2 separate regions of the Mus musculus genome follow, and region 2 is linked to region 1. The links are chromatin loops, found by intact Hi-C in ENCODE. Cell type or tissue: left cerebral cortex. All regions are shown on one strand.

The links. Hi-C counts contacts between places; a loop is a spot of excess contacts. Peaks named below come from ENCODE experiments on the same cell type or tissue, not always from the same donor. Only the 100,000 strongest peaks of a DNase experiment are listed, where the experiment ranks them.
Region 2: a loop joins it to region 1, with 2.6 times the contacts of the local background. A loop is called at or near these places in 4 of 42 quality-filtered maps.

The regions. Positions count from the first base shown.
Region 1 is chr1:40,019,502-40,024,501 of GRCm38, reverse strand. It overlaps Map4k4 (mitogen-activated protein kinase kinase kinase kinase 4), which reads right to left. Exons shown (of 32, transcript NM_001252200.1): 27 at 4,824-4,958; 28 at 3,318-3,418; 29 at 1,648-1,797; 30 at 983-1,142; 31 at 53-192. Among named protein-coding and RNA genes, the nearest start is that of Il1r2, 63 kb to the left of the region's middle. In left cerebral cortex, no CTCF peak of the experiment used is centred here; DNase peaks (open chromatin) are centred at 505, 1,568 and 2,696.
Region 2 is chr1:40,535,646-40,540,645 of GRCm38, reverse strand. It overlaps Il18rap (interleukin 18 receptor accessory protein), which reads right to left. Exons shown (of 13, transcript NM_010553.4): 8 at 3,523-3,588; 9 at 1,299-1,422. Among named protein-coding and RNA genes, the nearest start is that of Il18rap, 23 kb to the right of the region's middle. In left cerebral cortex, a CTCF peak has its summit at 2,886 (motif pointing left); a DNase peak (open chromatin) is centred at 2,867.

The sequences.
Region 1 (5,000 bases):
AGCCACTGTACACAGCAGCCACAAGTGCCCAGACGCCGTAAGGGAGCCTTACCTTGTCATTGCGTTCACACAGGAACTTTAGTCTCTGAGCCCTTTTGTGCATAAATACACCATCCAAGTGACCAGTTTCCACAGATCGTATCTCTATTGCCTTCTCTCCCCAGCCCATTGTCTGATTCGACCGGATATATGCTTTGAGAGAGAGAGAGAGAGAGAGAGAGAGAGAGAGAGAGAGAGAGAGAAAGCATTAACGAGGAGGAGTCTTGACAAGCCACTTCAGATTCCCATGCACGGATGCTGAGTCCTAGCCCATGACGACTTGGTTTGCCAGGAGTTCTGCCTCAGTGCTAGGCATATCTCTGAAAGCCTACTTAACATGCAAGAGGCCCTGGGTTCACTTTACTCAAGTGACCAAAAGAGGGCCGTGTGCTGTCTGCCTGTTCTGTCACTGTGTAGTCATGAGTCAGTACCAGAACAAGTCAACTTCCCTGGGGTCTTTCATGCCACTTCTACAAACAGCCATGAGAGAAGGGAGGACGAATGGCGAGCAGACACACTGGGGACATAAGCACAGCCATGCAATGTCAGGCATCAGCCTCAGCTCCTGACCACAAAGCAGAAGGCTACTCAGGGGCCTGTGGGGCCTGGAACCCAGCCACTCAAGAGCAAGCAGCATTTCCTTCTCTGATTCTCTTCATGCCACACAAATTGGTCAAAAACAAAACACACACACAAACACACAAACAAACAAACAAACACCCCAAATACCTGCCCTTTCGGTAACTTAAGAGTCAGATTAAGAGGCAGCAAATGCACAGCTTTTAAAGTAGCCTAGAATGACTGGGAATTTGTTCCAACCTTCTCCCATCTGCTGATAACCACCGAACAGCCAGACAGCATGAGCAACATGCAACATTAGTACAACACACAGATGCGGTCCTAGTGGCTCCTCTCACGGATGCCTCGTCACGACGTGTCATACCTACAGATGTCGGCATCTCTCCCCACTGCAGAACCACGTCCTTGGTGATCCTTCCGTACGTGTTAACGTAAACCCCCTCGTCTTCGTAGCACACCAGCAGCTCCATCCCATCCGTGTTGGGGAGGATAATGATTGCATGGGGTTTGATGCTACACTGAATCTAGAGAACAAGAACAGGGAAGCAGGTCTGTGGTCATCTCTGGAGCTGTGAACGTGCTCAGCCAAGAATGTCCAGTGAATGTGGTAGTGCCGCACCCTTGGCCATCCCTACCAAACAGGCAAGAATCTTGGGAAGCCCATGCAATATACAACCCAGAGTCTATCATTTACAGGCTGTGTGCTCTGCTGATGCACGTGTTTGAGGTCCTGGGCACGTAAGCCGATGGCGGACTCATCTGAGAAACATTCCCAGCCCAAGGTGCTCTGCCTGACAGCAACAGTCCCAGCTCCATCCCACGTTAGTCAAAGCAAGTGCTAGAGGTCCTTCAGGGGCTTCTATGGTTCCCCAAACATGAAGCGACAGAAAACAGTGCTTCATTTAAATACTCACCCTACAGCACGGGGATGAGGAAACCCTGCTTGTGTTAGTCACTGAGCAGAGTAAAGGGGAAAGTGAAACCAAGTGAAGCCAGGCAACCAACCATAGAGTGTGGGTTCTTTCTTACATGTGTTGGTAGATAAATGTCATAGACTGAGCCTGAATCCACATCAACAGCATGGAATCCCGCACAGGATCCATAGATCACTTTCAACCTCTGGCCTTCCTCCACAGTGAGATCCACCAGTAATGGCTTATGTAGCAGTTCTCCAAATGACTACAGAGGGAATCAAGACAGAAGCAGGAGAACAAACTTACACGTCAGATGAGGAGCGAGCTGCAGGCATTTGATTGATCAAGTGGATTGCTAACTAGCATCTGCAAGGCACAGCTTCCCTCCTACCTAGCTGAAGAATGCTCTGTCCTATCCAGTTGTGTCTTGATTAGAACAGAAGGCAAGGTCAACAACAGCAAGAACGGGTACAGTACAGGGTTCGAACACTCTGAGCTGCTGTAGGGATCAAGGCACCAAGACTCTGTCAGGGTTGGTGCTATGAGAGTGATAGACTGGAGCTGTGTGACTAGACTCAAGCTGCAGTCAGTTCTTCACATCAGCACAGTTCTTAGGTCTGGGGCTCTGAGCTCCAGCAGTGGTATAAAGTAACGCTCACACCAGTATCTAGCACGTGGGAATATGAATACCAGACCCCAGAAGATGATGTAAATGATTTTATAACTTACTGTCTTTTCTCAATAATACTAGGACTTACCAAAAATGGTAACCCTCACTCTGACTCCAAGGGGAAACCAAGCAGGAAGTACCCTTTAATTCAAATTTCCCAAGTAATTGAAACTTACTCATTCAATAAACTATATCAAAATTGTTTTAAACACAATCATTTTAGATGAAATTGTTTGTTTCTCCTTACTCTCTGCTACAATGTTCCTTGATTACTGTTAAAGTTCTATACCTCAAAATAGAAATAACTATTATATCTATCTAATGCTAGAACAGTAGAAATTTTAATTAAGAATTTTATACACTGGATTTAGGGCAATCCCTAAGATAAATTACTAAAAATACACAAGAACGCGGAGCCTGTTAGTTCTCTGCAGTTTGGGAGTTGGATATATACAGACTCTGACAGCCTAGCACTGTTTCACATGCTCCCTCCTACGCCACACACCAGAGCGAATGAGACCAATTATGAGTGCCTGTGAACTCACAACCAAAACAGTCCCAAGTTTAGCACAAACCATTTTTCTGTAAATATCACAATTTTGTCAAAGTGAGTTTTTCAAATTTATATGAAAACAGGACCATATTATACATATTTTAAGTCCCTCCTTCCATTTAATGTATAGTATGTATTGCTTATATCATTAAAAGCCTGTAATTTATGTAGTTGATCTTTGTTTTGCTAGCTATCCCTGGCTGGCCTTGACCGCACAGCAATCCTCCTGTCTCAGCCTCTCTGGCATGCACTCTCACACCCAGGTTATTGCTTAGTCTTTAGATTGTACTGCCCTAAGCACACGCACGGCACAGCCGTCTCTTGTTGCGCCCTCTAACCTCGAGGCTAGATCTTCAGCACATCTATGTCTATCGGGGACCAACTACTTTTTTAGGGATGGTACAAATACCATTTTGGCAAATAAATCATCTGAGAAGTTAGAAAATAGTTATATAGCCTATTTTTATGTTAGAATAGCTGAACTGACAGCTTTGTCAGGTTAACGCATAGCTTTATATTAACTGTTCAGACCTTTAAGCCAACTTAAAACTGGCAGTTTTACCTTAAAGGCCATAAATTTGTGATATGGCTTCGGTGCCCATGCATAGACTTCCACAGAACTCTTCAAAGCAATTACCAGAAACTTGATTCTTTCATATTTTACTGAAACAAACATAAAAAGCAAGAGAAATACTATCAGTATTAACACGAGCCATAAATTCTTTTAGTTGCCATTTGCAAACTTTATAAATATACCCTCTGTTACTCATCCAAACAACTAGGAGTTGGGGTGAGAAACACAAGAGGATTTAAGCTACCCATGCAGCTTTTCCAACTCTTCAGTGTGTAATTCAGTTTCCTACATCAACTAAGACCTAATAGTTTAGCCGATAATCGTAATGTCTTAGATTTCACAGACATTTTATTATCAAGGGTATTGCCAGGCAGACAACCCTGAGGACTGGAGGGCTCACACGGACAGAGGAATATGTTAGAAGCAAACTTGTAAGCCATGTGACTCACAGAACACGCACCATCTTTCACAGCTACTCCTGCTTCCTAGTGCGATGCTCTGGCCTGCTCTGTAGCCCACCTACATGGACCTCCCAACATCACACTGCTGCTTGCCTAGGAGCAAGGACTTGCTACCAACACAGCTTTGTTAAACTTCACATGCTGTCAAATCCACAGAGTTATAAGAGGATGACCAGCGGGCACTGTTAATAGACTTTTCTGAAATAATGGAAATTATCCTGTGTGCACTGCTAATCACTATAGACCATACCATAGCTATCACTAATAATCCCTATAAGACCATACCATAGCTATAAACATTAAGGAGGTACTAGGGCCCCATGGGAACCAAACTAAAGCCTGTTAATTTCAATTAAGTATATTTTAGCCTCCTGGTCTTGGTGGGAACTCAGAATCATCCTAAATGCCAACTGTAATCATTATTAACCAGCAAACTGCCACAATGGATAAAGAAGACGACGTCAGATTACAACATCCTAGGTGAGGTGAACAGAATAACTGCGTATAGTCTGCACTGTATTAAGATATGCAAGCATATCAGTGGACTCCGTAACTGTAACCAGCTGACTTCTATAAAATTACACTGACGGTCCCTTAAAACTCTATGTTACGGCCCATTCTTTCTCATAATTTCTAACCAGCACTTACTTTTTTCTTATGGAATCAAAGTTGCCTTGGGTTTTGTTACATGACTTTGTGAGAATCACTGAATGTTCCAAGGAAGAGAAATGCCAATCACAAAACAGTTGCTAAGACAACAGACCAGCCACAGTCACTTATAAATAAGGGCATAGGGGCTCTGCACAATGTACTTAATTAAAGATAACAAGCCATGTTACCAGTTAAAGGCTCAAGTGTTCTCCTAGTGACTGTGAAGGACCTCCCAGCATACAATATCTACAAGCTGGAAAGGTGAAGGAGGGAAGAGACCTGCTGGTCACAGGACACCTCACCAGTTTCATACAGCCCAGTAACTTAAACCTGACTCTAATGGAACTCTGAAGAGCAGAGCAAGGCCCCCCGGAGCACTCACCGACTTTATAGTGCACGCACCCTTCCAAGTCGCCCACAGTGGTCCACCCCTGCTTCTTCTCAACCTCTGGATCATTATGAAGAATCTTATTTCTTAGCCAGGATAAATAGTAGACACGTAACTTATCCTTTTTGCCTAACAAGATAAACAGAAGTATTTTAAATGTGTGGTCAAAAA
Region 2 (5,000 bases), 520 kb before region 1:
CTTGATGTTAGAACCTCTTGCTGAATGGCGTTTCCCTCAGTAAAATCTTTCCTTTACTGTTTATCTATACTTTTCAAAATATTACATTAGTCCAGTGAAATCCTTGAAAAACTAGAGAGAACATGCTGTGGATTCTTATCTGGAGGGGTTTCTAATACAGAAAATTGGTAGGACACATCTCCAATTGACATGTCTGACTGGCCATGATGGGTCCCAGATCCTTTGCTCTAGGATAGAGACTTACTTTTCTAGACATTGGAGGGCTTGGCTCTGAAGGTCTACAGTTTTCCTTTCAACTGGTCAAGTTCTCTCTCCTATAAACTCTGGGGAGTCTGTTAGTCACAGATAACAAATGAAGTCTAGTTATCATAAAATGTTTCAGCCTGCTAGTATTCCAAGACAGACATCTCTCCTCTAAGGCTCTATTCCAGGGTAGAGCCATGTCACCTATTCTCTTTTGCCAGAATCTATGCTATGGTGCCATTTCCTTAGCACCGAATAAAAGCAGAGTTGAAGATTTGGTGGGGCAGGAACCACCCTCTTTAGTTTGCTTTTAGAAAAAAAAAAAAAACCCTTTTGTGGGCTGAGGATTTGGCCTAGTAATAGAGTATGTGCTCAGCACAGTGGATGTCCCTTTTACCAAGACAAAATATGAAAGCTTGGGATATTGTTCAGTTGGTAGAGTGCTGGCCTAGAATGCATGATGCTCTTGGTTCAAACCCAAACATACAGAGGATATTGTGGTACATGCCTCTAATTTCAGCATTTGAGAAATTAAAACTTCTCCCACATAGAGAGTTTGAAATACATGAGATCCTGTCTCAAAAAATTAAATTAAATTAAATTAAATACACTTTAACATGGTCTAAGGTATTTGAAACCATTGTGCAAACATCACAGGGTATTTAACACAGGCAATATGTCTCTAACATCACTAGGTGATACAGTCTTAGGGGGTCTACTATTATATATAATTCCATCATTGACTAAATCTTCTGTATATCTAGTTTACTTTATGGCCTCATAAAGAGAAATGAGAAATGGAGTGCCTCTGAATTTTAAATAAATATGATAGATGAGAGATAAGAGAGAGAGAGATAATAGACAGATGATAGATATTTGATAGATGGATGGATGGATAGATAGACAGACAGACAGATAGTGTTTACATAGTTTTATTTTCACACTAGTAGGCACAAGTGACTACCCCACCACCATAGATTCTGTTTAGCAATTTCTAAAGGTTTGAAAGCACTAGTTTTGGTCATGATCGGTCATGATCGCAATCTTTTTCTTACCTTTTCTCCTCAAATACTGACATTTCCCACTCCTGTGTAGATTCTTTGACATACCACTTTATCACAGGCTTTGAAAGTCTTTGGAAGCCAAACTGTACTCTGCAGGGGAGAGTTAAAGGCTTTCCTGAAAATGCAGAGGTCAAGAAAACAGGAGGTGAGCGTATCAGAACATTGATGTGATGGGGAAGGACCATAAGGCTGCATCAGGATGTAGGCAGGTGTCCGTCAAGTGGGTACCAGGAATAGCCAAGCATTAACACATCCCACTCAGTAACACAATTCTGCTTACAATTGTCCCTTGTAGCTAAGTTGTGTGTCTCAAATGTGTAACTATGTCCTAACATGAGGAAATTCACAATCAAGTTGGAGCTCTGTGAACGGACTGCTCTTGAACCTAGTCTTTAACATTAGTGATGATGTGTAAGATATATTAAAAAGATCATTCGACTAGCTGATAGTTACATATTGAATCAATGCCATGAGGTTGCCGTGAATGGAAATTCTTTTATAGAGCAAACAAAAATACACACACACACACACACACACACACACACACACACACACACACCTTACACGGAACCTCTGCAAGGCCAATTAATGGTTAGAACTTTCATGATCGTCAAAGGATTAGCATGCTCCAGGTCTACAGCATTGTAACAATTGATCTTGGGCCTTCTCACCCTCCTTAACAGTCATTCCTTGCCCACCTCCATAGCTGACTTAACATCCTTATAACGATTAGGATGTATTAGTTTTTAAGGAATATACTAGCATAACAGACCACTGGCTTCTGCCAACCAAAATGTTAAAACTGTCATCAAACAGCTGAGGTCTCCCTAATGGGCTGCAGCCTGTGTATCTGACCTTTTCCCCATTGTATTTGAAAACAGTCTGAATTTATTAATTTCTTTTTCCTGTTACCATAAAGCCTTATGAAACTGTTACCTCATTGGAATATGGATTTGGGGTAACCCAAATCTGTGTTCCTGGGTCACACTCAACTCACATCAGACTCCAGAATAAACAGCCTGTTGTCACCTTTGAGAAGAGAACTGTGCTTTCTCACAGACATTACTATAGCTATAAAAGGCCCAAGATAAATTGTAACAAGGCTATGGAGCTGGAGCATCTAACCCTTTCCATGATCATTGAGGTTCTTGCTATCAACTGGCCTTGCAGAAGGTTCAGTGTAAGGTGTGTGCAGTTTAGGGAAGAAATCATTTAGATTCTCAGGGGTTCAGCATACCACACAATGGATGAATGGGTGAATAGATGGATGGATGGATGGATGGATGGATGGATGGATGGATGGATGGATGTGCCATACATGTTATTGGACTACCCTTCCTCTTCCTACCCTTTCCATTCCCCAACCACTAGTGCAGATTATCCTACGTTTAGAATTGACTTGTGTATGAGTGGGTGGGGAATCCCTTTGCAAGCTCGTCTTTGGATCTTGATCTTTTCTACTAGAGATGCCTTAAGATTCACTGATGCTATATACAACCAGGCTGTGTGTTTTTCTGCTTTCCATGCTCCAGTTTTTCCTCCCTTATGTTCCTAGCCCCCGGATGTGCCACTGCCGCCACCTACTGATCTTATGCTGTCATAATAATTTGTTTAGATTTCTTTGTACAAAACTTAAGCCATTCACATTTAAAATGGTAACTACTGCACCGAAACACCACCATTTTCTTTCAAGCATAGCAATTTCTACTCTGCTATGCATAAAACAATAAATATAGTTGACAAAATAAAAGGCAGCCAGAATAAAGTCAATGTCTCCTCTATCCAGAAGAAGGCAACATTTTGGAATCCATTTGAGCAAGAGTTGAAGTGTTTTTCTATAATTGTCTTAAGGAATAGCCCAAGAGTCATGGTCACAGGGGTCAATGCTAACTTGATGAGTTCATACATCATTACCTACATGGAAACCTGTGCATCTAAAATATAAAACCATTTCATCTTCTTTAACTCACCAGGCACTTAGAATGTGTTTCTTCATGCTACCTCAAAAGAAGATCAGGATGCCATAGTGAGGGGCAAATCTGATCATTGATGCTCCAGATTAAGAAACCATGAGGGGCAACAAAACTCATCAGGGCCAAGTGAAGGTACACAGCGAATACTCTAGCTCAAAAGTCTAATCACTCTTCATGTCATCCTCCGATTTCCTCCCTGAAGCGCAGGGGCATCCAGGGATGGTAATAACCAGGTAGCTTACCAAGCTCTACGTCCAGTGTATCTGTAATGGGATCCAGAATTTCCGGCTTCACATTGATGTCCTTACCTGAAAGTTGAAAAAAAAATTCACCCTTTGCGTTGAGAAGTCTGAAGGCCTGCTCACTGAAGTTTTAAGGGCTATTACATCAACACTCATAGAAGATGCTGCTGCTATGTATCAAAAGATGGCCTAGTCGGCATTCACTGGAAAGAGAGGCCCATTGGAAACGCAAACTTTGTATGCCCCAGTACAGGGGAACGCCAGGGCCAAAAAGGGGGAGTGGGTGGGTAGGGGAGTGGGGGTGGGTGGGTATGGGGGACTTTTGGTATAGCATTGGAAATGTAAATGAGCTAAATACCTAATAAAAAATGGAAAAAAAAAGAAGATGCTGCTGCTCCTTTTGATTTTCTTTCTTTCTTTCTCTCTCTCTCTCTCTCTTTCTTTCTTTCTTTTTTAATTTTATGCAGGATGCATAAATCTTGGATTTGGGATTTCTACTCAGAAGGTTGCTTCCTCGGGGCTGAGGAGAGAGCTCAGTTGGCACAGCGCTTACAACAGCACAAGTTGCTGAGTTTGATCCATGGACCTCTCAAAATATTGCCCTCTCCCCCTTTGGCATGGTGAGCATGCTTGTAACTCTAGTGTGGAGAAGTTGAGTTGCACAGACACCTGGGGCTCACTGGTTAGACAGCCTGGCTTACATGGCAAGTTAATGGGCAGTGGGAAATTCTGTCTCAGCAGAAACTGATGGGTTATACCTGAGAAGTAAAACCCAAGTTTGTACTCTGGCCTACAAACACACATGTGCACACCCACACATGCCCACACACACACACATGCACACATGCACGCAGGCACGCATGCAGGCACATACATACACACAAGCTTGCCCATGAAATGACTGGTACACCAGGCTACAAATGTTAGGTAAAAACTAGTTCTTCATGAATCCGTATTTCCTGTGGTACATGGTCTACCTGATCAGTCCTGTTCACTGCAGACTTGAACTTCCATTTGTGTCTCCTACAGGAAGGTTTCTTCTTGTTGCCATTTGGCTGAGTCACCAGCCAAGAGGAAGAACCCACCCAAGGAACCAAGCTTCCAAACCATCCACCCAGCAACCCTTAAACTCACGGTTTACCTTAGAATGAAGGCGCAGTGCGTCTCCTCTCTGGTTTTACTTGCCCTTTCCCTTCCTGCCACAAAATTCCAAATGCACCTCCTTCAAGCTTTCTCTTGAAGGTGTTCTATCTCCCATGAAAAGCTGTGGTTTCTACCACAACACCTTGGCTCTCAGTTCTCATGGGCTTCCTCACTCTCAGTCCTCAGAGTCTTCCTCACCTACCTGGTTTCTCTCAAGCCATCAGCACCCACAGGACTCACACAATCCTTCTCCTGGCAGTCTTGGCCTCCAAAAGTATTTTGCTAGCACACCACAAACTCTCCCTCCCATGGACACCCACCCACCAGGGTATGTT